Linked DNA regions of Mus musculus: region 2 is linked to region 1. Evidence: chromatin loops called from intact Hi-C (ENCODE). Cell type or tissue: heart. All regions are shown on one strand. Links, peaks and the distances in the headings refer to the core of each region. The heading gives the core; the rest is flanking DNA. Region 1 holds the start of n-TStga3 (a tRNA gene). Region 2 overlaps Ctnna3 (catenin (cadherin associated protein), alpha 3).

Region 1 (16,225 bases), core at 3,398-11,397:
TGGACTGAACCTCTGAACCCAAAAGCCAGCCTCAATTATATCTTTTCTTCACATCACTAGAAACCCTAAGATACATACATGCTCTCTTTTTTCATTGTTGTTAAATGTGTGTGTGTGTGTGTGTGTGTGTGTGTGTGTGTGTGTGTGTGTATCTTTTCAGGACTGGCCATTTGGTAATTAGTATGCTCATCCCTGTGGAAAGCCGTTTCTCCTGCTCTTGGAATTCCTTAGTTGCCTGTGGTTCACTGTGTAGAGCTGTGGTCTCATGTTAGCATGACCATCCCTGTCCATGTCCGCGTGTCTATTCCCATCCTTGTTCAGCTCATATTCAGGCAGTCACACTGGCAACACTTCACGGGTGTAGCTTCTGACATTCCAAGGAGACTCAATCCGGGCACAGTCCCCATTCCTCTGGCTCGTACACCCTTTCTGCCCTCTCTTCCACAATGCTCCAAAGTCGCGTTCAGGATTTAGTTATGTTGTAGGTGCAGCACTGGACTGGGCCCCACAACCCTTCACTTTGTTAATTCTGGGTTTCTGTAATGGTTTTGGTCTGTTGCCAGGAGAAATTTCCTTGATGAAGAATGAGTACCACTCTTACCGAGGTTGTAAAGACAAATATCCAGAATGTATTTAGGGATAATGGCGGTTTAGTAAAAAGCGGTGGTCGTAGCCTCTCCTCCAAGATCCATGACTTCACGTTCCCTGGGTAGTTGGCTAGGTTTCCAGTTAACTTGTGTTATTTTAAACCACTAACTTTATGGTGATTTTTATGCAGCATACACTCATTCCTCCCCAGAAGCAGCTGGAATACACTGTTTAATGCTAAGGAAGTCTCTGCGGTTAGTGCGTTTAGTCTCTGGTAGGTGAGTGCGGTTCCTTAAGGGCAACTGTCACTTGAGAATGGATGCTCGGGATAAAGAACAAAAATTATGCACCTCAAAAATATTCTGTAGTGTTGAAGAGATGGCCAAGTGGGTAAAGAGCTTCCTGCGCATGCGTCAGATCCTGACTTCAGCTCTCCAGCAACCCAACAACCCCGGAGCTGGGCATGGAGTAGAGACTAGCCCCTGGAGGTGGGCAGAGCAGCTTGCTGGCCAACCAATCAAACCAATGTGAAGAAGAATGCCCCCTACAGGCTCGCATATGTGAAGGCTTGATCCCCAGTTAATGGAACTGCTTTGGAAAGGATGAGGAATTGTGACCTTGTTGGAGGAGGCATGTCACCAGGAGTGGGCTCTGAGGGCCCAGTTAGTGTCAGTCTCTCAGTCTCTCTTCCTCTCTCCCTCCCTCTCTCTGCCTCCAACTTTCAGATAAGATGTCCGCTCTCAGCTACTGCCTCAGTGCCATGCCAGCCTGACTGCTTCCATGCTCCCCACCATGATGGCCACAGACTCACGCTCTGAACTGTAAGTCCCTATGAAATGCTTTCTTTAATAAGTTGCCTAGGTCACAGTGTTTCTTCCCAGCAACTGAGACCAGATGAGTTCAAGAGGCAGTGGGAGACTACCTCAGAATATATCAGATGAGAAAACATTTTTAAATAAGGGTCAGAGAGTGAAAGGGAAAGATTCCTAAAATCATCTCTGACCCAAACACACACCATATATGAGTAGGCACCCAAACACCACACACACACACACACACACATCTGATCTGTTAGTTTGCTTACTGTCATATCAGTCTTCCTTATTTATTCCACTGTACTAGAGATTAACAAAGGACAATGAAGATTAAAAAGAACTTCAAACTGTAGATAACAAATCATGGGACCTTCACTTAATTTTAATTTTTAAAGAGACTGTCTTGCTCAGGTTGGAATACAGTGATTATTCACATTTAACTGATCTAACTACATTTAACTGATTTAACTACTATTTAAACTAATTTTGCATGTTGTAACTTTGAATCTCCCGTTTATTAACTATATAGCCTTTCCCAAAAAACTCATGGGCCAGTGTCCCCTGGAAAAATGACAGGCTTAGAACAGCCCTTAATGTTTCTTCCTTTATGATTTATATGATTTTATAAAATGTCCCCACAGGCCTCAACAAAATGGATTTGATGCCTTTTTGTTTTGTATTGTATTTTGAGTAGCGCAGGCTGTCCTAAAACTCACTCTGTAGACCAGGCTGGCCTCGAACTCAGAGATCCACCTGCCTCTACCTCCTGAGTGCTGGGATTAAAGGTGTACATGTAGAATCAGAGAACAAGATAAGCAACACCCTATTAGGCTTAGCAGGGTTAATTGGGACAAAAAAGCCACGAGTGATTGTCACAAACAGGACCAAAGTGATGCCATTTGATCTGGGGCTCCTACTGTACCCCAGCTGATCACCTTGAAATTTTTACCCTAGGGGTTCCCGGGATACCACCCGGGATACCACAGCGCACGGTCTGTCACGTGCCAGCACCGTTACTAAAGAGGGAGGTCTCAAGAAAGTCCACACACCTATCAGGAGGTCGCTCGACACCTCGGCTTCCGGCCTCCTCCTGAGAAACCTGCGCTCAGCCTCCGGGCGGGGAATTCAAACAGGGAGGACGGGGTGAGGGTAGAAGCTGCGCATGCGCGCTGCGGTGGCCTCCCACCCGCGAGCCGCCGCGCTTCCGACGGCCGTCCGACGGGTTTGAGCGCGTCCACGAGGCCACGCAAAAAAAAATCACGCAGGGCGGCTCCCACGTTCGCGCTGAAGGGTAACGAACGCAGAGCTAACGCGCACCGGAGAGAGCCGCGACTTCCGAGCGGGCGAGCCCTCCACACGCAGCGAGACAACCCTATGGTTCACGGCCATCCCGTAACGCCGCTGGGAAAGCGGGAGGGCAAAAGCCAGGTCTGCGACCAGAAACCAGGTTAGGCGGCAGATCCCCGAACACAGCGAAGGACCGAGTTCTAGGACCCGGACGCGCCCCCTTTTCTTTTTCTCCGCGTCCTCGCGGAAACTTCAGCCACTCCACGTCCCAGGCGCCTCAGCCTACGGAGCTGCAAGCCGCTGCAGGCCCCGCCTACTCTCAGCGCTGGCGCGCGTGCACTGGCTGATACCCTAAAGTGTCTCCGCCTTCGTCCTTTCTCCGTAGCAGCGATGGCCGAGTGGTTAAGGCGTTGGACTTGAAATCCAATGGGGTCTCCCCGCGCAGGTTCGAACCCTGCTCGCTGCGGAAGCGGGTGCTTCACTTTTTTTTTTTTTTTTTTTTTTCATACAACATTACTACTTCAATTCTTAATGTACCCGCCGCTTGTCCTGTATCTGCCAGATAAAAATCTACGGAATGGTTTAAGGTACCAAAGAACATTAAATGTCAGTGCTGTGAGCTCCCCTACTCATAACGTGGGAAGAAATCTTCTCCCCTAAAAGCAGCTTTAAAAATCTTGATGTTAACACGAAGGCCAGGCTCGAAAGATAGAAATATGAACGCTGAAACTTCTAGCGTAAAGTCCTGGGCTTTCCCAGGATGGCAAGCTATCGTCCAAACTAAGGGCATCTTTTCCCTCCTCCGAAAAACTCCAAAGTGCTGTGAGCCGGGAAGCTTTTCTAAAATAACTCTACTTAGAATGTACGCTAAAGTCCACATAATGGAACGCCTTTTGACGCAGGTCTCACTGTATCCATTTGCCTAGTTAAATCCTATATTCCTGGGCTCCAGTCATCTGCCCAGAGCACTGAGATCCCAGAGAAGCCAGCGGTACCCAGACACCGGCGGCTTGAAAGGATGCTAGTGGTGTAGTTGCGTTGCCAAGTGCAAAACTTATCATCACGGGTCGGAAACGCTCCCTGGTGTTGTGTAGCTCTTTCTCCTAACGGCAGGAGAGAGGTTTGAGAAGCAGGAAGCAAGGGAAAATCACAAAGCCCAGGAGGCTGAGAGAGCAACAGTTGGAGGGGAGAGGATTCTGGTGGAGCTGTCTGCAAGTTGAGCAGGGAGCCCCTCAGGAGAGACCCTGACCTGTAGAGGAAATGTCGAGAAAGAGAAAGCAATGAGTGAATGGAGGCTGAAGAGAAACACGCTAAACCACTCGCAGACGTTATTATCTCCAACTGTTAAGATATGAGGACGGTTTGATTGTTTTAATAGATTTTGCTTGACTGAGATTCTAGAATGTAATATCGCTTCAGTATGACGTTTTAAATAAGAAAACTATGAGGGTCACCTTAGGGACCGTGCACACCCAAGGCTCCTTCCTGTTCACCACTCAAATGACAGGAAATTTGGTTTTTTTTTTTTTTTGAGACAGGGTTTTTCTGTGTAACCCTGGCTATCCTGGAACTCACTCTGTAGGCTTCGAACTCAGAAATCCACCTGCCTCTACCTCCCAAGTGCTGGGATTAAAGGCATGCGCCACCACTGCCCGGCACTATCTATTTTTCTAAGATATATTTATTTTATTTATATGAGTACGCTGTAGCTGTCTTCAGACACACCAGAAGAGGGCATCAGATCCCATTACAGATGGTTTTGAGCCACCATGTGGTTGCTGGGAATTGAACTCAGGACCTATGGAAGAGCAGTCAGTGCTCTTAACTGCTGAGCCGTCTCTCCAGCCCATAGCTATCTATTTTGAGATTGAATTTTGCTATGCAGCTCTGGCTGCCTAAAAGTCTCTATGCAGAACACGCTAGCCTCAAACTCACGGAAATCCACCTGCCTTTTCCCCCAAGTACTGGGATTAAAAGGTCTGTGCCACCATGATCAACTTTTTTTTTAAATTTCATGTATACATGTATATATAGGAGTGTGTGTGTGTGTGTGTGTGTGTGTGTGTGCGTGTGCACATATACCTCGTGTATTTAAAAGGTTATGTGCTGCTCAGACTCCATTTCCCTACTTGTGATGCTATGGTCAACCTATCACAACTGGTGGATCCTGAGAGAGGAGGGGAGGCCAGAACAGCTGGGAGTGATTTTAGGTTCGGGGTGGAAGCCGAGAAAACTCACTTCAGATACAGAAGCTTAAAAAGGAAATTTTATTTTCTGAGCACTTAGGAATTGCAACAGCAATTCAGGATCTGAACTGAGTTCCTGAAGGGAGATTGTACAACAGTTTTATAGGATGGGAACACAAAGTGAGGGGGGAGGAGCTGGAGAGAGCTGCAGTGGTATCTTGTGTCTTGACATTATGGGTTAAGCAAAGGAGTACCCACTGGAGACTTGTTTGACCCTGCTCGTAAGGTCCTTGAGATGGCTGGACACAGACAGCTGACTCCTTACACATTGTCCCTGAGATATCTGGGCTCAAACAGCTGTTTACAACAGAAGCTCTTGAGCTCTAGGGAAGTCCCCAGCTCCCCCGGGGCCTGGGACCTTGAATGTAGTTTCTCCCTCTGATTAAACGGGGTCTGAAAAGACAATAATAGTACTTAAAATAAGTTTCTTTTGCTTGATCCCAACAGCTAAACCGCAGGCGGCAGTGAGCATGGCGACCCAGTGAGACGGCTCAGTTTCCTCAGGGAACGAAAGATATTTAAACCTTTGAGGGGTGAACAGGGGTCATGGGTGAGAGTACATCATTGGCCAGGCAGGGCTAGGATGCTAGGAATGCCTCATTTGCGTAAGGAGGAATTGCAGATGCTATTGGACACAACCTTATAAGGGGAGAGGAAGTTTAACCTGGCTACTGGCTACATGACCTCTGGAACAGGGGAGGGGCAAAAGTTGGGGCACAGGGCTATGTGCACCACGACTTGCAGGCCCGGGGCAGGAGTCAACAATTCTAACCCTCTGATCTCAGGATGAGATTTTCCAGTGTAAGGGTCCGTGGTTCACTGAAGAATAATATCCCTGACTCAAATAGTATGTAAAAACAAAGTGTGTTTTATTCTGCAGAAGTCCACCATGCTAGGGTTTACCATTACCAAGATAGAGATACCCAAGTGAGCTTGCAGGCCTGATTTAAAGCACACTAGGGAATTCCGGGGTAGGTGACTTCTATGTTAATCCATTGGGTCCATCTCTACGGACATTCCATTACCAGGATGTGGGGGTCTGGAAACTTGCTGAGGAGGTCTGGAAACTGCCGCTGACCCATTGTCCTTGCCTCAGGTCAGGTGGCAGAGACATTCCATTACCTGGGCGTGAAAGCTGGAGTTTTATATTCATACCCTTCCCAAACAACACACTCTTGCAAAACATTGCATGCCCTTTATCCTGGCAGCTTCAAGAAAAACACCACATGTCTGTTCTCAGCAAAACAGCCTCCCTAACCCCTACCCATCTTCTCAGAGAGCAACTTCCAGAAAAATATCACATGACACAATTGAGTCTCTTAAATAAATAAATAAGTAAATAAATAAATAAATAATAAATTTCCACTTCAAGGCAAGCACATACAGACCTGTAGCTCACTAACTTTGCCTCCCTAACAGCAGTTCCCTGGTCTCGTGTCACTTGGATGGCGCCTCCCTCTTCAGTAAGCAAGGGAGAATTTCCTAGAAAACACTAACAAGTGGAGGCTGTAATTCAGTGCACACCTAGTGTAGCCGCTGGTGGCCACGGGTTACTGAGTTCCGGAAAGGAAAGATGGGGTTGGGTAGAGGCTGCAAGAGAAATATCGAGCCAAGACAAAGTTCTCCAATCAAGACCCAGTGTTTACTTATGAGTCTGAGCTGGTGGCTACAGTGTATAGCTGGGACTACAGACACTGCACCCAGCTAGAAATCTTAATTTATAGCAAGGCAAACTAGAAACCCTTTTTGTTAAGTGATTTGCTTAGTGAATAAATGACAATAGGTCTCCATTAGAGATGGTTCTCTCTCATCTCACCCTGCCACGAGGGGTCCCTTCCTGGAAGACACCGGGTGTAATTTTCAGTTTTTCTTTCAGTGTATTTTATATTTATTTCTAAAATATTATATCTTTATGTATTTTGCCTGCATTTATGTCTGTGCACCACATGCATACAAGTATCCACAGAGACCAGAAGAGGACATCAGATCCTTTTGAAGTAGAGTTCCAGGTGGCTGTTAGCCATCATGTGGGTGTTGAGAACTGAACCTGGGTCCTCTGGAAGAGCAGCAAACACTCTCTGGCCTCTACAACCGTCATGTTTTGTTTTGTTTATAGGTTGTTTTGTTGTTGTTGTATTCTAGTTTTATTATATAGTTCTGGCTGTCCTGGGAATAAATTTGTAAACCAGGCTGGCCCCAAACTCACAGAGATCCACCTGAGTGCTGAGATTAAAGGTGTGTGACACTACCCCACACACATCTCTATGCACACCTGAGAACATACACAAGTGTCAGCGTACCAGTTGTTTTGAACTTAGCTTTCCTCCTTTAGACATCCCGTCTTTCTATTCCAAGAGCTTGTTCCTTAGAAGTGGCTCGGCTCACGCAAATGCCGATAGAGCTCGCTGAGTCAGAATGGACAGAACATAATTTATTCAACCAAGTCCTTGTTGATGACCGTGAAAGCGGATTCCGGTGTTTTGATTTTAAAACAAACAAAAATAATGCGGCGGGGTGCGCAGGGGAACTCAAAGAAATTGTGACATTTATACAGTTAAACATGACATTTTCTAATTTTATTAACAATTCAATATGTCCCGGCAACATTATCTGTGACCACAGCCTCTGCCCATCCAAATGCCACCCTGGGTGTAGTAGTGGCTGCCTCTGGCTCAGGAATGGAATGCAAAAGGAATAAGTAAGGGAGAAAACTGATTCCTGGAAGTTGTGCTCTAAGTGTAGCATTCATGTGGACACACACGCACACATGCACACACACATAAATATGGAAATGTAATTTTAAATTTTTTAGAAAGAAACCCATTGTGGTGGTTTGAATGAGCAATGTCCCCACAGGCTCGGGTATCCAAACACTTAGTTCCCAGTTGGCAGTGCTGTTTGGTGAAGTTTAGGACATGGGGTCTTGATGGAAGAAGGACAACCCTGTGAGTTTTGTCATGTTTCCTCACCACAGTAGACTCCTTTTTTTTTTAAGGATTTATTTATTTATTATGTATACAGTGTTCTTCCTGTATGTATGCCTGCAAGCCAGAAGAGGGCACCAGATCCCACTACAAAGGTCTGTGAGCCACCATGTGGTTGCTGGAAATTGAACTCAGAACAGCCAGTGCTCTTAACCTCTGAGCCATTTCCCCAGCCCCACAGTAGACTCTCATCCCTCCAGATAAACAGAAATAAATTCTTTCTCCCATAAATTGCCTTTGGTCATAGCATCTCACCATAGCAACAAGAAAAGAGCTACTAACCAGTTATTTTGTATGCCAACAACAACAACAAAAAAAAGATATATTTAGAAAAAAGTACATCACACATTTTGAGAAGGAAAGAAAAGTGAGCAGGAAGGAGAGAGAGATGAAGGGAAGTGATGGCTCAGTGGTTAAGAGCACTGACTGTTCTTCCAGAGGTCATGAGTTCAAATCCCAGCAACCACATGGTGGCTCACAACCATCCTAATGGGATCTGATGCCCTTTTCTGGAGTGTTTGAAGACAGCTACAGGGTACTCACATACAAAAAAGAAAGAAAAGAAAAGAAACAAGATTAGACAAAGCAAGAGGAAGGAAAGAAAGGAGATTCAAGGAAGCGGCAGAAATGGGGCTAGGAAGCGAGTCAGCTGGAAACGGTTCCTGTCGGGTTGGTCTGGTGCTGCTTGTTTTCAGATGCTGAATTCTGTACCTCTATCTGCTTGCTCTGAGATGAGCAGATCCTCCGGACACAGGCTACTGCTATCTAAACCTTGTTGCCCAAGTTATCCCTGATTGGTTAATTAAGATGCCTACAGCCTGGGCTGAGTAAAAGAGATGGTGGTGGAGGGAGGTTCCTGGGCTTTGGGTTGGGGAGAGACCAGGGAGCAGAGGAAGGGGAAAAGAAAGGAGTGGTCATAGGGTTAGGTAGATCAGGAGGGCTGGCCTGTTGGATAAGAGCAACCCAGGCAGAACGTGGCAAATGATATCTCCGGTTATTTACTACGAAGTAGACAAGGTAGCATAGAGGGCTGATATCTGCCCAGTTCTAAAGTTTTGAGGCGTGTGTGTGTGTGTGTGTGTGTGTGTGTGTGTGCACTCTCTCTCTCTCTCTCTCTCTCTCTCTCTCTCTCTCGTGATTTTTACTTGGGAACTAAACAATCTAAGGTGGGGTAGAAACCCCCAAATAATATTTTCCACAGCAGGTTTTTTCTGAACTCATTCTCTAAAAGCATGCCTGGGAATACCATGACCAGTGGGAAAGGGCGATCGGCGTGCAACAACTTTTTATACACTAGTGACACTAGTGACATAGCAGTAAACAGAGTCCGCAAAACAGACACATCACCAGTCACAAGAGTCCACTCCTGTGATACCAGCCATAAGAAAAACAGGGCCAAACGATTTCGATGAGTTTGAAGCCAACCAGGGCTACAGAACCGGACCAGCTCTCAGAAAACCAGACTTACAGTTCTTACTGTGGGGAAGGAAAAGGCACAGTGAAAACTTGTCCAGCAGTTGTTTAGAGGTTCGTCTGCTGCAGAAATAGTCTCCCCCTTCACCCCATTGTTTCACACACTAAGGTGTGTATGTAGACGCCCACCCTCATCCTACCTTGGGCCACAGATAACAACTGGCTCAGACTGCTGAACACACACACACACACACACACACACACACCTCTGAACAGAAGAGTTCTTTCCTCTCCCAAACAGCAATGACGTGAGCGTGGACCCAAGCAATCTGCAGAATCATTAGAGATTGCTTCAGATTCTTCGTGGCCCTAGGCTTTATTCATGAAATGCCTGTTGTGGACAAGATCCTCAGTGGACCCCGCAGCAGAGATAGAAAGGCAGCTCAGCAACCTTCCCATCTGGACATTTTGCAGTTTCGCAGATGAGACCAAAGGCTTTCTGGGCAGACCCTTCTGCTACTGGTAGTCCAATGCCACCATCTTGTGGCTATTGGAGGAAAGATGACCTGAAATTTTATTTGGGGGGCTCTGTGTGTATTTTGTAGTGAAAAAACTCTCTCTCTCTTTCTCTCTCTTTCTCTCTCTCTCTCTCTCTCTCTCTCTCTCTCTCTCTCTCTCTCTCTCTCTCTCTCTCTCTCTCTCGTCTTGGCTGGAACTAGAGAGATGACTCAGCAGTTAAGACCACTGGCTGCTCTTCCAGAGAACCCAGGGTTCAACTCACACCATAAGCATGACAGCAATCATTTGTTAACTCCAGTTCCAGGGGATCTGATGCCCTCTTCTGGTGAGCACCGGCACTGCATGACTGCTGTGCAGACAACACTTACAAGACACATAAAAGGTGTGTGGTGCACACCTTTAGTCCCAGCACTTAGGAGGCAGGGGAAAGAGGATCTCTTGAGTTCAAGGTCAACCTAGTCTACAGAGTGAATTCCAGGACAGCCAGAGGTACCAGGAGGAACCCTGTCTTGAAAAAAAATAGTAATAAAATAAATGTTTAAATACTTTTTTAAAATCATCTTGGTGCTGGAGAGTTGGCTCAGTGGTTAAGAGAACTCATTACTCTTGCAGAGAACCTGGGTTCCATTCCCAGCTCTCACACAGTGGCTCACAACCATTTGTAACTCCAATCCCAGAAGATCGCAGTCCCTCTTCTGACCTCCAGGGGCACCAGGCGTGCACAGAGTGCACATACGTATGCGCAGGCAAAACACTCATACACATAAAATTGTTTTTAAAAACTAAATCATCTTGCTGTGCGTGGCGGTGCACACCTTTAGTCCCAGCACTCGTGAAGCCAGGTGGATCTCTTTGAGTTCAAGACCACCCTGGTCTACAGTGTGAGTTCCAGGACAGCCAGGGCTACACAGAGGATCCCTGTCTTTAAAAAAAAAAAAAAAAAAAAAAAAAAAAAAAAAAAATTAAATAACCTTGTACAGAAATGTTCAGACCTCCTGCCTCTGCGCCCAACGTCCGCGTCGCCGATCTGCGCCGCCGTCATGGCCGACGTGGAGGACGGCGAGGAACCCTGCGTCCTTTCTTCGCACTCCAGCTCAGGCTCCAAGTCGGGAGGCAACAAGATGTTCTCCCTCAAGAAGTGGAACGCGGTAGCCATGTGGAGCTGGGACGTTGAGTGCGATACCTGTGCCACCTGCAGGGTCCAGGTGATGGATGCCTGTCTTCGATGTCAAGCTGAAAACAAGCAAAAGGACTGTGTCGTGGTCTGGGGAGAGTGTAACCATTCCTTCCACAACTGTTGCATGTCCCTGTGGGTGAAACAGAATAATCGCTGCCCTCTGTGCCAGCAGGACTGGGTGGTCCAAAGAATCGGCAAATGAGAGGTGGCCCAGGCGCTCCTGGTGTGGTTGCTGACCCTGGACAACCTTGCCATCAAGTTACTGGACAAAGACTAAACACTGCAGGGGATTCATCCTTGAGAGAGAGAGGATGCTGTGTGCCTTTGAGACTCATCAAAGGCATGCTTTATTAATTTGTCTGTTTAGTTTTGGGAAATTCTCTACAATTAAAATAATTTGTTAAAAATGGCCTTTCCTACCTCTGTGGTGTGTGTGTGATACGTATGCATAGAAGAGCAAGAACACCAGAAAATGATCTTTGTTTATCTGTCAGTACCCACGACTGTGGGAACATTGGGTTCACAGAAGAACATTGTTTGTGTTTATGCTTGAGGGTTAAAAAAATAGATAAATGAATGTTACAGTAACAAATAAAATGCATTGAAAAGCCGACTCCTCCTAAATCATTTTTGTGTTGGGAGAGAGGCAAGTGAGGCAACCCTGCTGTCTTCATTTACTGTGAATAAGGATTTTAACCTGCACTCGGTGAAGAGGGTAAATACGGTGTAACTGTCAGGTAAACGGCTTTGTCTCCTGACTTCTCCATCTTTGACTTGGCCAGGAAGCCTGGACTGTTCAACCACTTAGTTCTAAAGAACTGTTTTCTGTTTTTGCGAAGGTTGTATTGTATGTTTTAGTCAAAATATTAGTAGGAAAATGCTTACTAGTATAACACTGAAGTTCATTATGCAGTGTTTTAATAAATAAAATATTGTGCTTTGAGTTATTAAAGTTTGATATATACTCTTAAAATCATTAAACTAATTCATCAATTAAATAATTCGAAGAAAAAAAAAAGAAATGTTCAAAGTTTTCCAAGACACATTCCCTGAAACACTACGATCGTGTTGTGCATCATCTGGCTAAAATCACTCTGTGTCGGTTCCATGTTCTTCTCACAGAAATTTGGCAGCCTGAAATTCTGTCACCTCAGTTGGAACTGACCATAAGGAAATACCTTCTTTATACTCCTCATTTCTCTCAGGGGCTTCAACTGTCACGAGTATCTAGAGTTCTGAGGTCTTCTTCACTTGAGCAATGAAAAGAAAAAAAATCCTTCCTCCAATTCCTTGTTAAGCAGGTATAGTACTATGTCACTTTGCTTTCATCTTTTCTGAAACCAGCTATAAAAACTAACCCCCACCACGAAAAAGCACACACTTTCTGACAAGCACACAAGATCTGCACTGGACAAGTTGTCGTCGGTATAATCTGCACCTGTAGCAAGCATGTGAGCAGTGTGTAGCCCAGAAGATGGAAATCCTCCTGTCATATTGGGGGAGATGGGCCTCTCAGAGACCAGTCACCAAAGCAGCTGCTGGCAGAACCCAAAATAGAGTTAGAATAGACGACACGGTGAAGTGGCTTCTTCCCTAGTCCTCTGAGGGAGAATTTTTTTACTGTGTTTGCATCAACATACCATGTGTGCGGTGTTGTGGTAGGTACTTTTATTGAGCATCTGCTATTCACAAGACCCACCTGTTCCAAAAGGGCATCCAATGGTGAACAAGACTGCCCCCTCCCCTGAGGAGCTCACACACTTGCTGTAGGGATGGGCTAGACACTGTAATGACCATCACAGAAGGTACAGGTTGATTCTGCTATCAGAAGACCACCTGAGTCTGAAGCAAGGTCTGAAGCAATGACCGACCCCCCCTCTCTCTACTATGAGAACATAAGTCCTTTGTGTGTTACAGCCTGCCAGTATCTCCCAGTCGCAGCAGTTTACTCCACTGCTTGGTATTCCCAGAGGATCACTCACGCACACCCCCCAGGAGCTATCTTTGAATCGTCGAATGAAAGGCACATACACATTTATTTATTTTTAAAATGCCTTGGCTACCTCAAAAGCTGAGCACTTGGAGGGAGGGATGGAAGAAGGGAGGGAGGGAGGGAGGGAGGGAGGGAGGGAGGGAAAAAATAAGATTGTAAGAGAGGAGTAGCTGGTGTTTATTGTTTTAACTTTTTTTGGTGAGTATATAATATTCCCTAGGGCTGACATAAAGTATTACCTAATGAGTGACTTTAACAGGTCTCTGTGTCAATTATTTGGTAGCTAGAATGGGAACACATAAAACTTACATTCTTAAATTACAGCTTATGCTACACAGTAAGATCCTGTCGTGGATAAAAGCTGAGTGTGGTGACTCACGTTGGCATTAGTGTCCTAATGCACAGTTTGGTAGTGTAAGACCCCCGATGCTGGGCCGGGATGAGCTGGCCAACACAACAACATCCCGAGAGAAAACCACACCTGATGCAAACTGCAAGAGGTTTTATTATCAGCTAGTTGAGGACGAACCCCTCGAGCCTCGCAGGGCAGGGGAGTTCGACAGTAGGGGGCTTTTAACAGCTACCTGAGGAGTTGGGAAGAGTTCTTCTCTTCTGGGTGTCCTTGGTGAAATTTACAAGGCAGGAGTGGGGAGTGAGTTCTTTCTGAATTTTTATCTCCGTGTCCTCGGCACAGGAAGGCAGGCATCTCTGGTTGTACAGTATAGAAACAAAAAGGCTTTTTGCTGGCTATAGAGAACAAAGAGCTCTCTAGCTGTATTTTTAAAGATCAGGGAAAACAAGCTTGGGGGAATGTCTTAGGGGCTCTACCTTTCAGGGAGAAATGCTTTAAGCCGGGGTCTCACAGTAGAACCTTCTGACTTAACAGAAATGATGGACAATCTTAACTGTTTAATAAAATAATACTCGTCTCAGCCGGGCAGTGGTGGGGCACGCCCTTAATCCCAGCACTTGGGAGGCAGAGGCAGGAGGATTCCTGAGTTCGAGGACAGCCTGGTCTACAAAGTGAGTTCCAGGACAGCCAGGGCTATACAGAGAAACCCTGTCTCAAAAAAAAAAAAAAAAGAAAGAAAGAAAGAAAGAAAGAAACAAACAAACAAACAAAAAACCACTAGTCTCGAATGACCATAGATACTGGGCATGGTGGAGCATGAGAAACCAGACCAACTCCATCTTAGAGAACCTGACTTAAGGTTGAACTCCAATTAACCAATCAGCTGGCACTTAGCACTAGTCTCTAAGTCACTCACTTCCTAACAAGCCTGCAACTAGCACTAATCTCCAGGTTAGTCCCTAACAACCACTGATCAGGAGGAAAGCAAAAGTTACAGTGTACCTAAAGATATTTACTTATGAAAGTTTATGGTCTGGCTCCCAGCACCAGCCAATCACTTTAAAGGACACCCCCTCCCTTGTTTGCTTGCCTCTACAAATGCTTGCTTGAGACTGGGCTTGGGGCTTCACCCTCCTGTTTTGCTGCATCAGTGACTACAGTGTGGCCCAAGCTCGAGCTTGAATAAAGACCCTAGTGTGATTGCATCAGAATTGGCTCCTTGGTAATCTTTTGGTGTTTGAGAAACAGGCACAACAGCACACACCTTTAGTCTTTGATCCCAGCACTCACGAGGTGGAGGCAGATTGATCTCCATGAGTTTGAGGCCAGCCTGGTTTACATAGTGAGTTCAAAACCAGCCAAGGCTACCAGAAAGACCATGTCCCCAAACGGCAGCAACAAAAAATAACTATTAAAACATCGCTAATAATATGAATAAATTTTAATGAATTAATAGTCACATATGGCTACTGACTATCATATTAATGTATTTTCAAGCATAATGTTTCTCAAGATTTATTAATAATATGTATAGAGAAGAAACTCTAGGATTATTTATTTTATGTATATGAATACACTGTCTCTGTCTTTAGACACACCAGCAGAGGGCATCAGATCCCATTACAGATGGTTGTGAGCCACCATGTGGTTGCTGGAACTGAACTCAGGACCTCTGGAAGAGCAGTCAGTGCTCTTAACCACTGACTGAGCCATCTCTCCAGCCCTAATTATTTTTAAAATACAGTAACAGTAAGCTAGGCAGAGTTATCAGAAAAGATGAAGAAGACAATACATCCTCACCCCGTGATTTCTCTGTCCATCATCCTCTCCTTCCCAGGTAGTTCACCCCCTCCCTAGCCCCCAAGCTGTGCTGGCTTCAAGCCAAACTCCTAAGCTAGCTGCCCTAGTTTGCTTTCTGTTACTGAGATGAAATTCTAGCCAAAGGCACTTGAGGAAGGAAACGCTTTGCTTTGCTTGCACATCCGTGGCCATCACTGAAGTCAGGGCAGGAGTAGGGAGGCTGGAACTCAGGCAGAGACCACAGAGGAATCTCTGCTTACTGGCTTCCTCCCGAGGGTGTCCTCAGCTCCCATCCTGGAAGGACCATCTGTTCAAGGATGGCCCGGCACTCCTAATCAGTTAGCAATTAAGAAAATCTCCCACTGACACTAGGAGATTTCCTAGGAGGCAATTTCTCAACTGAGATCTTTCATCCTGGGTGTCAATGTAACATCCATTATTAAGCCATCACACCACCTGGGTCTGAGCTGAGTTCCTATGGTCTCCAAAGAGGAGGTGGTTTGGTTTGGTTTGGTTTGGTTTGGTTTGGTTTGGTTTGGTTTGGTTTGGTTTGGTTTGGTCCTAAGTCCATGCACAGGTAGAAGGAACCAGAGCAGAGCTAAAGTAATTGCTCTAAGCCTCACAGTAGGTCAGAGCCAGAAAAAAATATCCAGGTCTCTACAATCCTAAAGCTTTAGGAGAAACAAGAGACTCCCAGGGAAAAGAGAGGCTGGGCCGAGTGGTGGATACAAAGTGTCTCCACGGCTATGAGAGTTAAGAGGTGCCCAGAAAGCGATAAAACCAAAGCCAGGCGGGCTGATGCTACCATGGAACCGGAAATGGAAGGGAAGTGCAGTTCTCCTTGCCCAGCAGTTCGTCCTTTTTCCAATAATTCATCAGTTTTATAATAACTCCCATCACCGACTCCCCAGTCGTTCCTGCATCGCCGGTCTGAGACGTGCGGGGATGGGAAGTAATGGCGTTTGCCTTCCAGGAAATTAAAAAATCCTTCTCAATAACCACATTAGTCATCGACACTGCTGCTGTGACCGATCTTGTAACCCATAAGATC
Region 2 (16,225 bases), core at 4,659-12,658, 120 kb before region 1:
GTTAATTTTAACTGAAAACTTGACACAACCTAGAATTATCTGGGAAGAGAATCTTAATGAGGAATTATCTAGAGCAGATTGGCCTATGGGCATGTCTGTGAGGAACTGTCTTGGCTGTTGGCTGATCCAGCCCACTGTGGGCAGCACTATTCCCTAAACTGAGCCCTGAACTATATGAGGCAGAAGACAGGAAGTGATCATCGATCCTGTGTTTATCCTCTCTGCTCTGCACTGTGGATGTGGTGCATTAAATTCCTACCTTGACCTCCACTGAGTAAGAGACCATAGCCTAGCATCATAAGCCAAATAAACCCTTTCTTTCTCCCCGCCCCCCAAAATTGTTTTTTTATTAGGTATTTTCTTCATTTACATTTCCAGTGCTATGTTTTTAATTTTGAATATTTGTCACAGCAACAGGCATGAAACTAGAATACTGCACTGGTCTGAATAAGAATAGCCCTAAAGGCTATCATATATTGAATGATTAGTCACCAGAGAGTAGAAGGAACTCTTTGATGGAATTAGAAGGGTTAGTAGTTGTGGCCTTGTTGGAGGAGGTATGTCAATGAGGGTGGGCTTTTGTGGGAAGCCGAAAACACCATTACAAGATGGCGCTGGCTACCACTGGCCACTGCCCATGATTATGGGTAAACAACCAATGTGCGCATGTGCATAAGAGTTTTTTGCCGAGTCACTGCCTGGTGGGACGCATATTAATGAGGTACTGGTAGCATAACCAATCAGGTATGGACACGTCACTCCTAGGCCTATATAAGCAGCACCATTTCTGGGCTCAGGGTCTTTCGCCTATGCAGTCAATGCTCTCCCAATAAACGTGTGCAGAAGGATCCTGTTGCAGCGTCGTTCTTGCTGGCGAGTCGGGCGCTCACAGGCTTTGAGATTTCAAAAGCCCATGCCAATCCCAGTTCTCTCCCTTTCCTGTCCTCTCCTCTCCTGTCCTCTCCTCCCCTCCTGTCCTCTCCTGTCCTCTCCTGTCCCCTCCTCTCTCTCTCTCTCTCTCTCTCTTTCTCTCTCTCTCTCTCTCTCTCTCTCTCTCTCTGCTCAGTGATCAGAATGTAGCTCAGTCACTTCTCCAATATCATGCCTGCCTGCCTGCCACCATGTTCCCTGCCATGATGATAATGGATTAAGCCTCTGCAACTCTAAGCAAGCCCTCAACTAAATACTTTCATGTATAAGAGTGGCCTTGGTCATGGTGTCTCTTCACAGCCATAGAATATTGACGAGGCCAAACAATGACCCTGAGAAATTGCCAACTACTTAATGCACTCTTTTATAGTAGAATGTGCAAAAACCCATAATGTTCAGGCCTGTGTTGTGTATTAGCTAGTGTGGTGGTTTAAAAGAAAATCACACACACACACACACATACACACACAGAGAGAGAGAGAGAGAGAGAGAGAGAGAGAGAGAGAGAGAGAGAGAAAGAGAGAGAGGATCACAGGGAATGTCACTATCAGGAAGTATGATCTTTTTGGAGTAGAGAAAGTATATCTCAGTTGTTTCCTGCCGCCTGCCAATCTGGATGTAGAACTCCCTCAGCTACCTCTGCAGCACCATGTCTGCCTGTGTGCTGCCATGCTTCCTACCATGAACGATAAGTCAGCCCCAATTTGATGTTTTACAAGAGTTGCCATGATCATGGTGTCTCTTCACAGCGACAGAAATCCTAAGACAGCTCAGATCCCTGTCAGCATTACACCAACGTCTATGAAATGACTAGAGAGTGGTACCTCCTCTGTAGCCCAAAAGGAGAGCAAAGTCATAGCCAGTGTGTGAATCCCACTTTGATTACCGACTCCTTTACAAGCTGAAATTTCAGGGCACATTTTCATTTCTAGGACCCACCATGTGCAAACCAGCCTGTTAGCATGCATTAACTCTTTGTTCTTATCTTTGACTTGCACATCAAAGTAAATGGCAGATTGCCTACAGACTCTGTTAGACTTTCAAAACTGGTAGTGCTGTTATTCCTTAGATCAGTCTATCTGTCACAGATCCAGCATTTTGAGGGACTATCAATGGGAAGGCTGCACTCCCCACATGCCGGCATACGTCACAGTGAGTGACACAGACTAGTTTGCTGAGAAATCAAATGCAGTGTAAGGAAAGCCTGCTGTAGCTATCTCAAGAGGACACTAAGGGATGCCATGTTGAGTGTTTTCCAACAGCCAGTGGTTTATAAGCAATGGAGCTAATTAGCTCATCAGTCTTCAGTGGAACTGTTTCCGTAAACATTCTGCCCGCTTACAGAATACCACACGTTCACGTTAAAATACATTCTATGACAGTGTATCTTTTCCCTCAAGTGAAGAGTGAACTGCACAGAATCTCGGTGTTTAGTGAGAAGACTGTTGTATTTGTGACTTAATGTTTATCTAGAACACCAGAGATGTAGCAACAGTCAAATACATGCAACATCAATATCCATCCATATCCATCAATAAATGGAAGTAATTCGGGTGTTAGCTGCTGCCTTCAACCCCAGACATACTCTATGAGGAACTGGCAGTAAATACCAGACATTTTACCAAACCCCTATCTGACAGAGTCAATAGAGTCGACCAGTTACTTAGGAGCAGTTCATTAACGCTGACTTGTTACTTTCCTTTATTAATGAATATTCAATATTCAAACTCTTTAAATATAGGTGGTACAGAATGGACACCAGTGGTTGGATGGTAGGTTGGTTGGTTGGTTGATTGGTTGGTTGGTTGGTTGGTTGGTTGGTTGGTTGGTTGGTTTTTATCTCGGGTTCATTAAGACACTATTTACTTCCCTATTTAAAACATGTGTTGAGGTGCCTACAGAAAGGACTCACTCAGTGGTTAAGAGCACTGGCTGCTCATCACAGGATCTAGGGGGTTGGTTTCTAGCACCAACATGGTGGCTCACATCTGTAACTCCCATCTCAGAGGATCCAATTCCCTCTTCTGGTTTTCATGGATATCAAGTTTACAAGTTGCTCAAATGCATACATGCAGGTAAAACACTCATATACATCATCATCATTACCACCACCACCACCATCATCATCTACAACAACAACATCATACTCTTTAAATGTACACTGAACAATTGAAAAGTCAATAGGGAACATTTCGAGAGATCCACACTGGAAATTTGACCAAGACATTTGTAGGTGAAGTGTGTGTCCCTGCACACTGATGAGAAGACTATAAACCTTCAAGGTACCATTCTCCCATTTCTAGAAGTAATCATTTTATCTCACTACTGTGGGTGATGGCAAGTCTAGAATCCTAATTCCTAGTGGGAAATCAATCCATAGACCTGAGGTTTTAGAGGCCATGGAGATTAATAATTAAGGAAATATGGAAAGACAGATGAACAGAAAACAAACCTTAAATACAAGGGGGCAGCTGTCTGATGAAATAACCTCTAATAGCACAGGAAGATAACTGGAGGTGACAATTAATTGAACATTTCAAAATATTAATAACCAGTAGGATTCTGAATGTTCCTAACTGGAAAAAAAAATAGATCTATGCCTGAGATGCTGGGTGTCCAAATTACCCTGACTTAAGCAATCTATATTACATTTATTAATGTATTAAGTATATACCATTCCACAAATATATAATTACCTTGAATCAATTAAAATGCCTATTAATTTCTAAAGATAATATAGCCCAAATGCTTATAGCTTGTGCATGAGAAATATGAAGAATATTCTTATTTTTATTACATCTTATTTATCTATTGAATGTGTGTGAGTGTGTGAGCACTGCCATGCTACAGCACGCCTGTGGAGGTAGGGGAATAACTTTTGGGAGTCGATTCTCTCCTTCTACCTTGTGGGTCCCAAGAATTGAACTCATGATATCAGGCTTGACAACAAGCCCCTTTACCTGCTAAGCCCTTTCACTAGCCCAGAGTGTGCGTTTCAGACAATATGGATTACTTCCCACAAGCATCAGTCTCCTTATCTCTACCACAGGGCAGGGTCTGCCAGAAATAGCCATGAGCCATGAAGCATAATGGAATGGATGGGCTGCTACAGGCGAGAAGGAGAGAGAGAGAGAAAGAGAGAGAGAGAGAGAGAGAGAGAGAGAGAGAGAGGAGAGAAGAGAGATCAGATACAGATTCAGATACAGATAGATGATGATACAGATACAGATACAGATACAGATACAGATACAGATAGCTTCTGGTAGGCTGCAACATGAGCACACTGGAGCACAAGGCATTTGTTTTAATGTAAGATGGCACCATCTATATTTAGGAGAGAGAGGGCCCTTGATGAATTCAAAAGCTCTTAACTAACCTTAGCATCCCTCCAATTGGTTTCGGTGGCTTTGGTGGATACCCACAAGTAAAAATAGATGGGAAGGCAGGATGTCCAATAATTTGCAGGTTCCCTCCCATCTCACACATGTCCATGAAGCCTGTGGTACCTAGGTGCAGTTGCTGGCTCTCGTGGGCACAGCCATCAAGACTGCTGGATGTAAGGCTGCACATCCCAGCTCCAGATAACCCACACTAAAGTACTTGCAGTGTTGATACTGTGGTCCATCTAAGCTGGCATCCTGGCTTGTGTGGACAGTATACAAGGGAGTTGAACCTTCCTCTTTCCCTGAAAGCCCTTGAAATCTCAGCTTAGTTACTTCCTCTACATTAAGAAACCAGTTCTTTGAGAGACAAAGAATTCTGTGACAACCTCTCTCCCTCGCCCCAAAACCGCTCCCCCCCCCAAAAAAAGAAACAATCTACTCCAAAACCGCTCCCCCCCCCCAAAAAAAAGAAACAATCTAGACAGGAAGCCATTGAAGAGAACTTTTAAATGTGATAAGGATGCTACAGTGTAGCTCTTCACAGGTGATGGCTTCTGGCGTGGGTGCCTATTTGCTCTTTGACCATGCTCCAGTGAGTATATGGACAACACAAACTAGACTTGATCTCCTCTCTCTCTCTCTCTCTCTCTCTCTCTCTCTCTCTCTCTCTCTCTCTCTCTCTCCCTCCCTTTTTATTCTTCTTCTTTTGTTTTGTGGAAGGTCATAAGGATTAGAAGTGGACCTGGGAGGAATGAGAAGTGAAAGTGATCAAGGGTACATTTTGTGAAATTTCCAAATGATCAATAAAAATGTTATGTTAAAAACAAAAAGAAAGAAATCAATTCATTCATATTTAATTTATTTCACCAGTAGAAATATGCTGTTGTTTCAAGTTAACATTTGCATAAGAAAACTATTTTATCCTAATTAATACTACTTTTTGAGGTTTATAGTTAAAGGATGCATCCTTTATGAATTAAAAAGCAAGTCCTCTTGCTTGCTTACTGACCATTTTCTACTAAAACACATTAGCTCAGTGACAGTGAATTTTGTCTAGTTCACTTGTGTGAGTCCAGGTTATTGAGCAAATCTTTGCTCATGAAAAGGTATTTAGTAGATTTCTCAATGGGACATGTGTACATAAATCTCTGGGAAAGACAGACTATGCATAGACCATTTGTTCTATCAATTAGCGGCCAGTGCATCTATGCTCATGTGGGGGAGAATCATCTTTCCCCAACTTAAGACTAAAGTGGAATCATTTAGAAATGCCTTGTCTGTTTGTCCTTTCTTCCTGCTTTCCCAGCCCTTTGACATCATTAGAGCTGTCCACATGTCTGCTGCTCCAGGTAGACTCCAAGTAGCTAGGTTATCTATCTTATCTATCTTATTTTATCTATCCCAGGGCCCAAAACACCACCAAATGTTTAAGAAAAGTGGGTAAGTAGATGCTCCACAGCACATGTCTGCAAATGGACAGGGAGCGGGCATACAGAAGTCTATTTAATATGTAGCCCTCCTCTCCCTACCTGAACCCATTGCTCCCCTCCCATAAGCCAGATTCTCTCTAATAGTAAATCCATACAGTTTACTCACTATATAGTAATGTTTACTATATAGAGAGTAAACCCATAAGGGTTTACTTCTGCAAGGCTGGATAACTATTAGATTGCCAAAGACTGTGAACAGGTTGGAATGTGGCAGATCCAGTGCCTTAATTAGGATCCATCTTTACTACCTGTAGCCCTGTTCTTATCCATCCCTTCCCATCTCTCTCTCTTCCCATTATCTTCCCTTCCCAGCAGAAGACCTGATGTCCCTCTGTACTGGCTAGTTTTGTGTCAACTTGACACAGATGGAGTTATCACAGAGAAAGGAACTTCAGTTGAGGAAATACCTCCATGAGATCCAGCTGTGGGGCATTTTCTCAATTAGTGATCAAGGGGGAAAGGCCCCTTGTGGGTGGGACCATCTCTGGGCTGGTAGCCTTGATTCTATAAGAGAGCAGGCTGAGCAAGCCAGGGGAAGCAAGCCAGTAAAGAACATCCCTCCATGGCCTCTGCATCAGCTCCTGCTTCCTGACCTGCTTGAGTTCCAGTCCTGACTTCCTTGGTGATGAACAGCAGTATGGAAGTGTAAGCTGAATAAACCCTTTCCTCCCTAACTTGCTTCTTGGTCATGATGTTTGTGCAGGAATAGAAACCCTGACTAAGACACCCTCTGTCTGGTGAATCTTTTTGAAATGTATTAACTTAAAAGACCCTACTCTCTGCTAACCAAAGAGTTCAGCATGTCATCAGACAGGCCAGGAGCAAAACTTTCCCTAGTTTGCTTTAAGCATCTGCCTGGTGTCTCTACCAGTGTATTTGGGGAAAAAAAAAAAAAAAAAAAAAGCTTTGATTTACGACTTTGTTCTGTTACTATAAAAACTTCACCAAACTGTTAGGATATGGAATTTGGAGTGAGTTAAGTCTGAGCTGCTGGGCAATGGTCTCTCATACTCAACACCTTTGTGGTAGAGAGCTGTGGTCTGGTGTGGACAATTTCAACAGTTTCCTCTACTGCACCTAGATCATTAGCAAAAATAAACAGTATCTCCGTCTCCTAATTGTCTTTAAATTTGATGCTGAAAGACAATGTATGCTGCCAATCATCCTCTCCAGCTCTGTGAGTTACCACAGGTTATCTCATCTAACACAACACATTGTATATCATTCTATATTTCTATGCAGCAGGAAAAAAGTATCACTTTTAGAACTTGGTAACTTGATATAGCAGGTTATCTCAGCCAACACAATACATTGTGTATTGTCCTATGTTTCTATACATCAGGAAAAAGTAGCGCTTTTAGAACCCAGGAAAGTCCGGCAGTGGTGGCACATGCCTTTAATCCCAGCACTTGGGAGGCAGAGGCAGAGGCAGGCAGATTTCTGAGTTCAAGGCCAGCCTGGTCTACAAAGTGAGTTCCAGGACAGCCAGGGCTACACAGAGAAACCCTGTCTCGAGAAAAAAAAAAAAGTATAGAACCCGGTAAGTGAGAAGAGTGTCTAGAGCTACCCTAGGAGAGTCTTAGTGTCTACGAATACAATGACACTCATTCTCTCCGGGCTAGAGAGATGGTTCACTGGTGAAAACACTTTGGCTCTGGCAGAGAACCTGGGTTTGATTTCTATCATCCACATGGACGTTCACAACATCTATATCCGCAGTTCCAGGGGATCCAACGTGTTCCCCCAATGTCCACAGACACTAAGACACAGGTGGTATTGAAGGTGCTGGAAACTACTAATAGAATAAACACCAGGAAAACCAAGTAGATCCGAGTAGCATTGCTAAAAGGGGGAGAAATAATTCTTAAAATGAGATAGAGAAAAGTCCAGTAACTTCAAAGAGGTAGCAATAAGACTGACGTCAAGCTCCTCAAAGGATGCTGTGGAGTCCAGAGGGTTAAGAAATAGCTTCTTCAACTCGCTGAAGCAAAGACATTTCCAACTTAAAATGATCTGCTCAGAAGTAAAACATAAAAATGTTTTTGAGGGTGGCTGCTTCGAGGGCTGGTAATGATGGAGTAAAACATGCTGGGCTGTTGCTTTCGCAGGTAACAGACAAAACATATCAAATAGCCATGGAGGTCACACGGTAATGATTGAAAGCCAGCAGAAGCTTATCTGGTATTAGCTCTGATATCTGATATCTGAGAGATACTATCATGTGCCATTTCTTCTGAAGGTAAAAATCTCGTGGAAGAGGAAACCACAGGTAGACAGAACTTTGAACCACACATGAATTTTCCTTAAAAAAAAAAAAAAATCCACAGCATGCACTGGGGCAATGCTGATGACCCAGTAAGTACAAAATATAAATAAAAATAAACTTTTTTTAAAACCTGTACTTTTCTATTAATTGTCGTCGTTACAAGAATAGAAACCTCAGTGCTCAGCAGGTTTGGTCAATGCATCAGATAATCCTTTGAAATGCCACAAAGCCCGCCCACCCTGTGAAACTACAGACTGTATCCCAAAGACCACAAGTCTGTGAGACTGAAGGTAAAGCCAGGCTTCCTAGAATGTCAGCCCAGTGTGTGAACGTTTACTGAGGAGGTCACAACAGTGTCTGTACCGCTACAAACACGTGTTATTATTTAACAAACCACTAGGTAGCATTAATGTGTATGGCTTACAAGTGGGATCTGCAGAGTGTAGGGAAGTACTGTCTATGCAAAGGGAGCATACAGGCTACAGGGAAAACATGCAGTCTATACATTTAAGCCATTCTTAGATAATATCTGTGTAGTTTTGCAGTTAATCTAAAACTATTTGGATAGAATTTCAGATTTAACTTCTTGCTTGTGTCCGGGTGTACGAGTACTTGGTGAACTGCAAAGTCACAAATAACTGTGAGCAGCCTGCCCAGCACTGGGACCTCCTGCTGGATCTCTGCCCTCTGTCCGTTTCCCACCTCTCCTTTTATTATCTACTCCTTTGTACTCTCCACGTCTCATCTTCTGCAGGCACATTCCTTAGGGAACACAGATGTTTGCATTTTTTTTTATCACTTTCGGCTTGTAAGTAAAGCCACTAGAAGCAGTAAAACATAGAAGGGCAGAATCTCTTAAGAAGGCTGAAATTATGCTGAGTTTCTGTTGGAATTTTTATGAACTGCTCTCAGAGGCCTTCTGGAAAATAAGTCAGTTACGACGTCAATAAAGCCACCCTCCACTTCCAATCCTTTGTCACCTGTCCAGATACCTCACATTGATTGGCTGCTTCTTATTAGACCTTCGAATGCCACTGGACAAAGGCCCTTTAAGAGAGGGCAGAGACTATTTAAAACACGTTTCCAGTGTCAGACAAAGTCAATGCATTATTAGGTCAGAATGCATTCAGCTTTGTTTCGACTCCACCACTGAGCTAACATTCCTCCCAGGCTGGGGGCACAATGTTCTTCTCACTGTGGCTCTCTGCTCCATACAGAAAGCATTCCTCGGATTCCAGGAGCATGTGCTAGCTCCACGCTTTCCTCCCACACTGCAGTGGGAGTGGTTCCCTTCCACTGTCCAAGGAATTAGAGCAAGACACTTCAACAAGTTTATCTGTTGTGTGCACCACATGGGACGTGTGTGTGTGTGTGTGTGTGTGTGTGTGTGTGTGTGTGTGTGTGTGTGTGTGTTTCAGATGAGAATAGAAAATCATGAATAACTTACTGCATGAGCCTAGTACCCAGACTTCTCTGAGAATTTCTTTTTTTTAACTGATAGATGGATGAATAAAGAAAGCAAAATATATGTCTGTGATTAGTCTTTGTTTTAAAAGAAAAAACATCTGTGAGGTAACCCAGTCACAAAAGAAAACACATGGTATGTACTCACTGATAAGTGGAGTGGATATTAGGCAAAAAGCTCGGAATACCCATGATACAATTCACAGGCCTTATGAAGCTCAAGAAGAAGGAAGACCAAAATGTGGATGTTTCAGTCCTACTTAGAAGGGGGAATAAAATAATTCCAGGAGGTAGAGAGTGAGAGGACTTGGGAGGAAGAGAAGGGCAGGATCAGTTATGGGAGGAGACTGGGGAGATGTACAGAAGAGTCGGGAAATTGAACAGAGGTGTATAGCAATGGGAGATTGGGAACTGGGGATAGCCACCAGAAAGTCTCAGATGCCAGGAAAGTAAGAGGCTTCCAGGTCCCAGTGGGGATGACATTAGCTGAAATACCCAACAAAGAGGAGAGAGAACCTGTAGAGACCATATCTAGAGGTTAGGCATGGATCCCCAGTTGAGAGATGGGGCTACTCACCCATCTCCAAAATTTTAACCTAGAATTGCTCCTGTCTAAAGGAAATACAGGGACAAAGAGTAGAGCAGAGACTGAAGGAAAGGACACTCAGAGACTGCCCCACCTAGGGATCCACCCCATATGCAGCCACCAACCCAAATACTATTGTGGATGCCGGGAAATGCTTGCTGACAGGAACCTGATATAGTTGTCACTTGAAAGGCTCTGCCAGAACCTGACCAATACAGATGTGGATGCTTGCAGCTAATCATCAGACTTATCACAGCGACCTTAATGGAGGAGTTAGGGGAAGGACTGAAGGAACTGAAGGGGTTTGTAACCCCATAGGAAGAACAATAATGTCAACCAACCAGACCCCCTAGAGCTCCCAAGGACTAACTACCAACCAATGAGTGCACATAAAAAGACCCATGGCTCCAGCTGCATATGTAGCAGAGGATGGTCCTGTCAGGCATCAATGGGAGGGGAGGCCCTTTGTCTTGTGAAGGCTCAATGATGCCCCTGTGTAAGGCATCTAGGGCAGTGAGGCAGGAATGAGTGGGGGAGTGGGGGAGCACCCTCATAGAATCGGGGGTGGGATGGAATAGGGTGTTGCAGAGGAGAAACCGGGAAAGGGGATAACATTTGATATTTAAATAAATAAAATGTTAATGTTAAAAATAAAAAGAGCCATTTGCCACAACCTAAAAATGGAGGACATTATGCTAAGTCAAGTGGCCCAGCCTCAGAAAGAGCTCCAGAGAGATGGCTCAGCAGGTGAAAATGGGTTGTCCTACAAACCAGAACCTAAGTTAGGGTCCCAGATCCCACTGTGGAAGGGAAGAACCAAGCCCCCAAAAGTCCTCTGAGTTTCACACACATGCCACATGCACACACACACACACACACACACACACACACACACACCCTACACACCCTCACACGCCACATGAACCTGCAATAATAATACTAATTATAATAATAATTTTCAAAGGAAAAATGACGGAAAATTCAAATATAGTGATTACCAGGACATGGTAAGAAGGTGAGGGAAGAGAGGAGATGGGGGTCAAAGGGCACCAAGTGTCAGAAAGGGAGGCATGCGGAGTTGGAGCTCAAATGTATGACAGGGCTGTGTAACATCACAGGAAGAAGCCTTCCTGAGCAAGTGCATGGTTGGCTGTTCTGTCATCAAAGGCTGGGGGGTAAAACCGTAAGACGAGAGCCACATCCATGTACTCTACTAGAAACCACTTTGTAACATGGATCCGAAAACACCATGCTGTGTGCCTTAAATCTATACAACAGAATTAACTGTAAGAGGTGTGAAAGCAAGAATTACAAGATTAAGCATAATCCTATATCATATATTTAGCCTAAAGTTGGCTGTGACCAGTATGTTTATGTCGGTTAGGAAATACTATCACACATAAACAGACAGAGGGGTGTCCATGAGGTAGCTTGGACTGGCTAAGAATGTGCCATCCTTCAACCACAGACTCTTAAGTGCTAAGGGTATGGCTCTTTCTAGTTTTCTTAAAATTGTACTAGGGTTTAGGGGAGAAAAATATTTGAACATCTCAGGGTTGTTTTTTTTTTTTTAAGAAGCTGAACAAGAAAATTCAACTTTGTTTTCACTCCCCCGAACAGTTGTAGCAAGGTGATAGGCACAAAACCATCAATTAGTGCTTTTAAAGATATCTTGCATATGTCTTTATGGGAGATGGCTCTGTGGATATAGTGGTTCCTGAGCAAGCATAAGGACCTGAGTTCAGAACCTTAGTACCCACATCAAACATAAATGAAAACACGCTGTGTGGGGCCATGCACATCTGTAACCCTAGCTCTAGAAGGCTGAGACAGGCAGTGCCCATGGGTTTGATGGTTGATAGGCACCCAGCCAAAACTGTGAGAATTTTGTGAGGTCCAGATTCAGTGAGAGACCCTGTCTCAAGATAGATAGATAGATAGATAGATAGATAGATAGACAGACAGATAGACAGATAGAGAGATACTTAGTGTTCTATTGCTGTGAAGAGACACCATGACCAAGGCAACTGCTATAAAGAAAAACCTTTACTTGGGACTGACTTACAGTTTCAAAGGTTTTAGTCCATTGTCATCATGGTGGGACCCATGGCAGCATGCAGGCAGTCATGGTGCTGGAGAAGCTGAGAGTTCTACATCTGGATCCACAGGCAGCAGGAAGAGACTGTGCCACACTGGACATGGCTTGAGCTTCTGGGGCATTAAAGCCCATCCACTCCAGCAAAGCCATGCCTACTCCAAGTCCAACAAGACCACACTTCTTAATGTGCCACTCCCTATTCAAACACATGAATCTATGGGGGCCATTCCTATTCAAACCACCAAGATAGATCGATAGATAGACAGACAGGTAGACAGATGGGTAGGCAGGCAGGCAGACAGACAGGTAGATAGATAGATAGATAGATAGATAGATAGATAGATAGATAGATAGATAGATAGATAGATAGAGTAGGTGAGTAGATGGGTGGTGGATGGATGGATGGATAGGAAGGAAGAACAGAAAATTGACAGGCAGATACCCCAGCATCAACCTCTGGCCTCCAAGTTTGTCTGCATAGGCAAGAGCAACTGAACAAATGCAGCCCCCATTGGCACGAAGTACGTTTTTTAAATCTTTTCTTCAACATGCTGCAGATGAGACTTGTATTCTTCATCGACTGTTGCCGGGCAGTGGTGGCGCACGCCTTTAATCCCAGCATTTGGGAGGCAGAGGCAGGCAGATTTCTGAGTTCGAGGCCAGCCTGGTCTACAGAGTAAGTTCCAGGACAGCCAGGGCTACACAGAGAAACCCTGTCTTGAAAAAAAATCGACTGTTGTGTTAATCATAGTAAAAATATCAAAAGGCGGAATGTACGTCTTTATTATACAATATGAGCAAGGCACAGCATGGATTGTGTGTGGTTTATACAAACCCTTACTAAATTAAAAAAAAAAAAAGTATTGGTAAACCTATACTTCCAAACACTGAAAAGTAAAAACTCTATTTTTGAGGCTGTCGGGGAGGAAGTGTTTAACTGCTTACAGAGAACTTTATAATTCATGGCGTATGGGTGAAGGCATCGTCCACACCATCAGCCTCTCTTCGGTTATTAGGGGGAGCTGTATACAGAAATCCCATAGCCAGAGAAGAGCCAGGTCTGGGACTCCACCTTGGAGCTGCCTAACGAGCCACTCTGCCTCCCACAGCTCGCTCGCCCGCTCTTCACAGCTGTGTGCAAGACTCATAAACTCAAGCCCGCAAAACAAAGCACTCGCAGATCTGCCGCAATAACCCACACCCTAAGGATAAGCAGTTTGCTTCTGACCCGGGGCTGGATACTCACTCTCTTTTCGAACTTCCTGGAGTGCAGCTGCCAGCTCTTCCTTTAAAACCGTGGCTTCCTTAGCAATCATCTCCCCCTTGTCTAACAAATTCCAAGTTGCTTCCTCCACGGAAGCTAGAAGAACTCTGGCTCTCTTTGAACGTCCTTTCTTCCTGTTGGAAGGATTCTGCGGACAATTCACCAGGGTAGTAACCTAAAATTGGGAAAGAAAGAAAAAAAAAAAGCGTAAGGGACTTATTAAACATCTTGTAAGGAGAACCCAGTCTTGAGAGATATAATAGCTCAAAAGAGACAGAATCATGTCTCGGTAACAAGACTCACTCCAGAGACTGTTGTTATGTCCCCAGGAATCAAGTCGTTCCTTCAAGGGCAAGCCACTGGAATCCCAACTGAAGACTGGAATGGAGAGTCACGGTTATTAAATCTTATGAAGTTTTAGTACTAGATGAAGGCCTGAGAGGACCATGGTGCATCATATACTTACTGTGGAAAAAATATAGATGTTTAATAAGGAAGGGAAAAATGGAGGTGGGCAGTACACAGCTGGTGTGGCTCAGTGGTTAGGGTGCCTGTCAGACACGCATGAGGCCCTAAGTTCGAGTCCTACTACAGGTCATATCAGGGGTGGTGACAGCACACACCTGTTACACCAGCCCTTGGAGGGTGGAGGTAGGAAAATATCAGGAGACCGAAGTGGTAAGATAAGATGTTCAAGGCCATCGCCCACGACATAGGCTTGGGGACCTGTGGGAAGCCACATGTGCCGTTGCAGAGTGGCACTGACTACTGCTGGCCACCACGCATAAGTTTGGACAAACAACCAATGTGTGCATATGCAGTAAAGTTTTTTGCAAAGACACTGCCTGGCCCGGGCATGATAATGAGGTTCTGTAAGGTACTGAGAGTATAACCAATCAGATGTGAGACATGCAAATGAGGTATGATAATGAGGTTCTGTAAGGTACTGAGAGTATAACCAATCAGATGTGAGACATGCAAATGAGGTATGATAATGAGGTTCTGTAAGGTACTGAGAGAGAGTAGCCAATCAGATGAGGAACATGCAAATGAGGCTTAGTGCATAACCAATCCGGGTGTGAGACACGCCCCTCCTAGGCCTATAAAAGCAGCACCAGTTCTGGGCTCGGGGTCTCTTCGCCTCTACAGTCAAGCTCTCCCAATAAACGTGTGCAGAAGGATCCTGTTGCAGTTCTTCCTGGCCAGTCGAGCGCGCAAGAGGGACCATCATGGGAAAAGGGGTAGAGAGGGGTAAAAGACAGGGAGTGGAGGTCTGCAGAGAAACATTGTTTACTGGGTGTGACAGGCAGCCATGGCTACACACACAGGTGTACAAGATCAAGTTAAAGCAAACTCCCAGCATGGATGGGGAGGGGGTCACCAAGTTGCAGCCCTAGTGCCGGAGCTGTTAGCAAGTGACCAGCTGGTGGGAGAAAGAGTCAGTTTTCTTCAGAAATTCAGGCTATGAGAACCATACTCCCAGTACATGGCCCTACCCTAGTCATGGATAGGCATCACCAAGTGTACTGGGTGTGTTTTTAAAACAGAGAGGACATGAAGCTGGGAGGGGAAAGTAGTGGGACTGTAAGGGAGGAACTGGAGAGGAGGGAATGGGGGGGAGGGAGGCACTGATCCAAACACAGTATATGCGTGCATGAAATTCTCAGTTGAAAAGGGGGATACAGATATGTAGAAAAGAAGTCCATAGTATTATTTTATGGAAAAATATCCATTGTTTCTATGTTTTCTATGAAACCTTGGGTCCCAGCTGAAGTGTTGGGATAAGACTTTTATAAAGCAGAAAAAAAAAAAAAACTTGTATCCAATGTGTGAATTAGGAGAGGTCTGGGGCTCCTACTGAAATCAGGGCTCCTCTAATGGTAAGGCAGCGAGATGCTTAACTAGACGGAATCTTCCCACATTATGTACACAAATGAGACCCACTGTACCCCATAAATACACACTATATATCATATGCATATATGTGTGGATATATATATATATGTACATATATATATATATGTGTGTGTGTGTGTGTGTGTATATGTGTGTGTATATATATATGTGTGTGCATATATAAATATATATGATATGTACATCATATTTTATGCATGAGATGGGTAAAGCCCTAGACGAGTACGCTTAATGACCTGAGTTCCATCCTTGTAGCCAGAGTAGAAAAAGGGCCCTGAAGTCTGACAGTTGTCCACAAGCACACTGTAGCACATGTGCCCACATATGTTATATATATGCACGCACACATGCACTAACAATAAGTAAAACCTTATAATAGGGGGGCTGACTATGCACATCAGTGTGGCAGATACTCAGGAAGCAGGGACTAGATCTATCTCCAGATTCAGCTCTACAACTCTTGGGCATCTACCCAAAGGGCTCTACATCTACTACAGATATGCTTGCTCATTCAGGCTCATTGCTGCTCTATTCATAATAGCCGGAGACTGGGAACAACTTACATGTCCACTAATGGTTGAATGGATAATGAAAATTGGTACATTTACACATTGGAATATTACTCATCTGTTTAAAAATGAAATTTTCGGATGACCCCCGCCTTGCACCATCCAGCACAGGTAGGGCAGAGCATCCTCAAGACAACCCCCACCAGGTCAAGAAGGTACCCACCTTCCAGGAGCACCCCAGAGATGACTCCTACCAGGCATCATGCAGAAGATACCTAGAGACCCCTGGTACCATTAAAATGAGCAAGTAGAGAGCTGGAA

What was found. A loop is a pair of places that touch in the nucleus more often than their neighbours do. Peaks named below come from ENCODE experiments on the same cell type or tissue, not always from the same donor. Only the 100,000 strongest peaks of a DNase experiment are listed, where the experiment ranks them.
Region 2: it touches region 1 in a loop (2.1-fold over the local background); 1 of 42 quality-filtered maps calls a loop at or near these places.

Annotation. Positions count from the first base shown.
Region 1 is chr10:63,416,407-63,432,631 of GRCm38, reverse strand. n-TStga3 (a tRNA gene) reads left to right here and starts at 3,075; the gene lies at 3,075-3,156. It also overlaps the pseudogene Gm7075 and a transcript of Ctnna3 not described here. In heart, for the core only: CTCF peaks have their summits at 4,417 (motif pointing right), 7,994 (motif pointing right), 9,891 (motif pointing left) and 10,183 (motif pointing left); a DNase peak (open chromatin) is centred at 3,721; H3K4me3 peaks cover 779 bases; H3K27ac peaks cover 705 bases.
Region 2 is chr10:63,534,952-63,551,176 of GRCm38, reverse strand. Ctnna3 (catenin (cadherin associated protein), alpha 3) reads right to left here. Exons shown (of 18, transcript NM_001164376.1): 3 at 13,464-13,656. Among named protein-coding and RNA genes, the nearest start is that of Ctnna3, 86 kb to the right of the region's middle. In heart, for the core only: no CTCF peak of the experiment used is centred there; a DNase peak (open chromatin) is centred at 9,306; H3K27ac peaks cover 2,040 bases.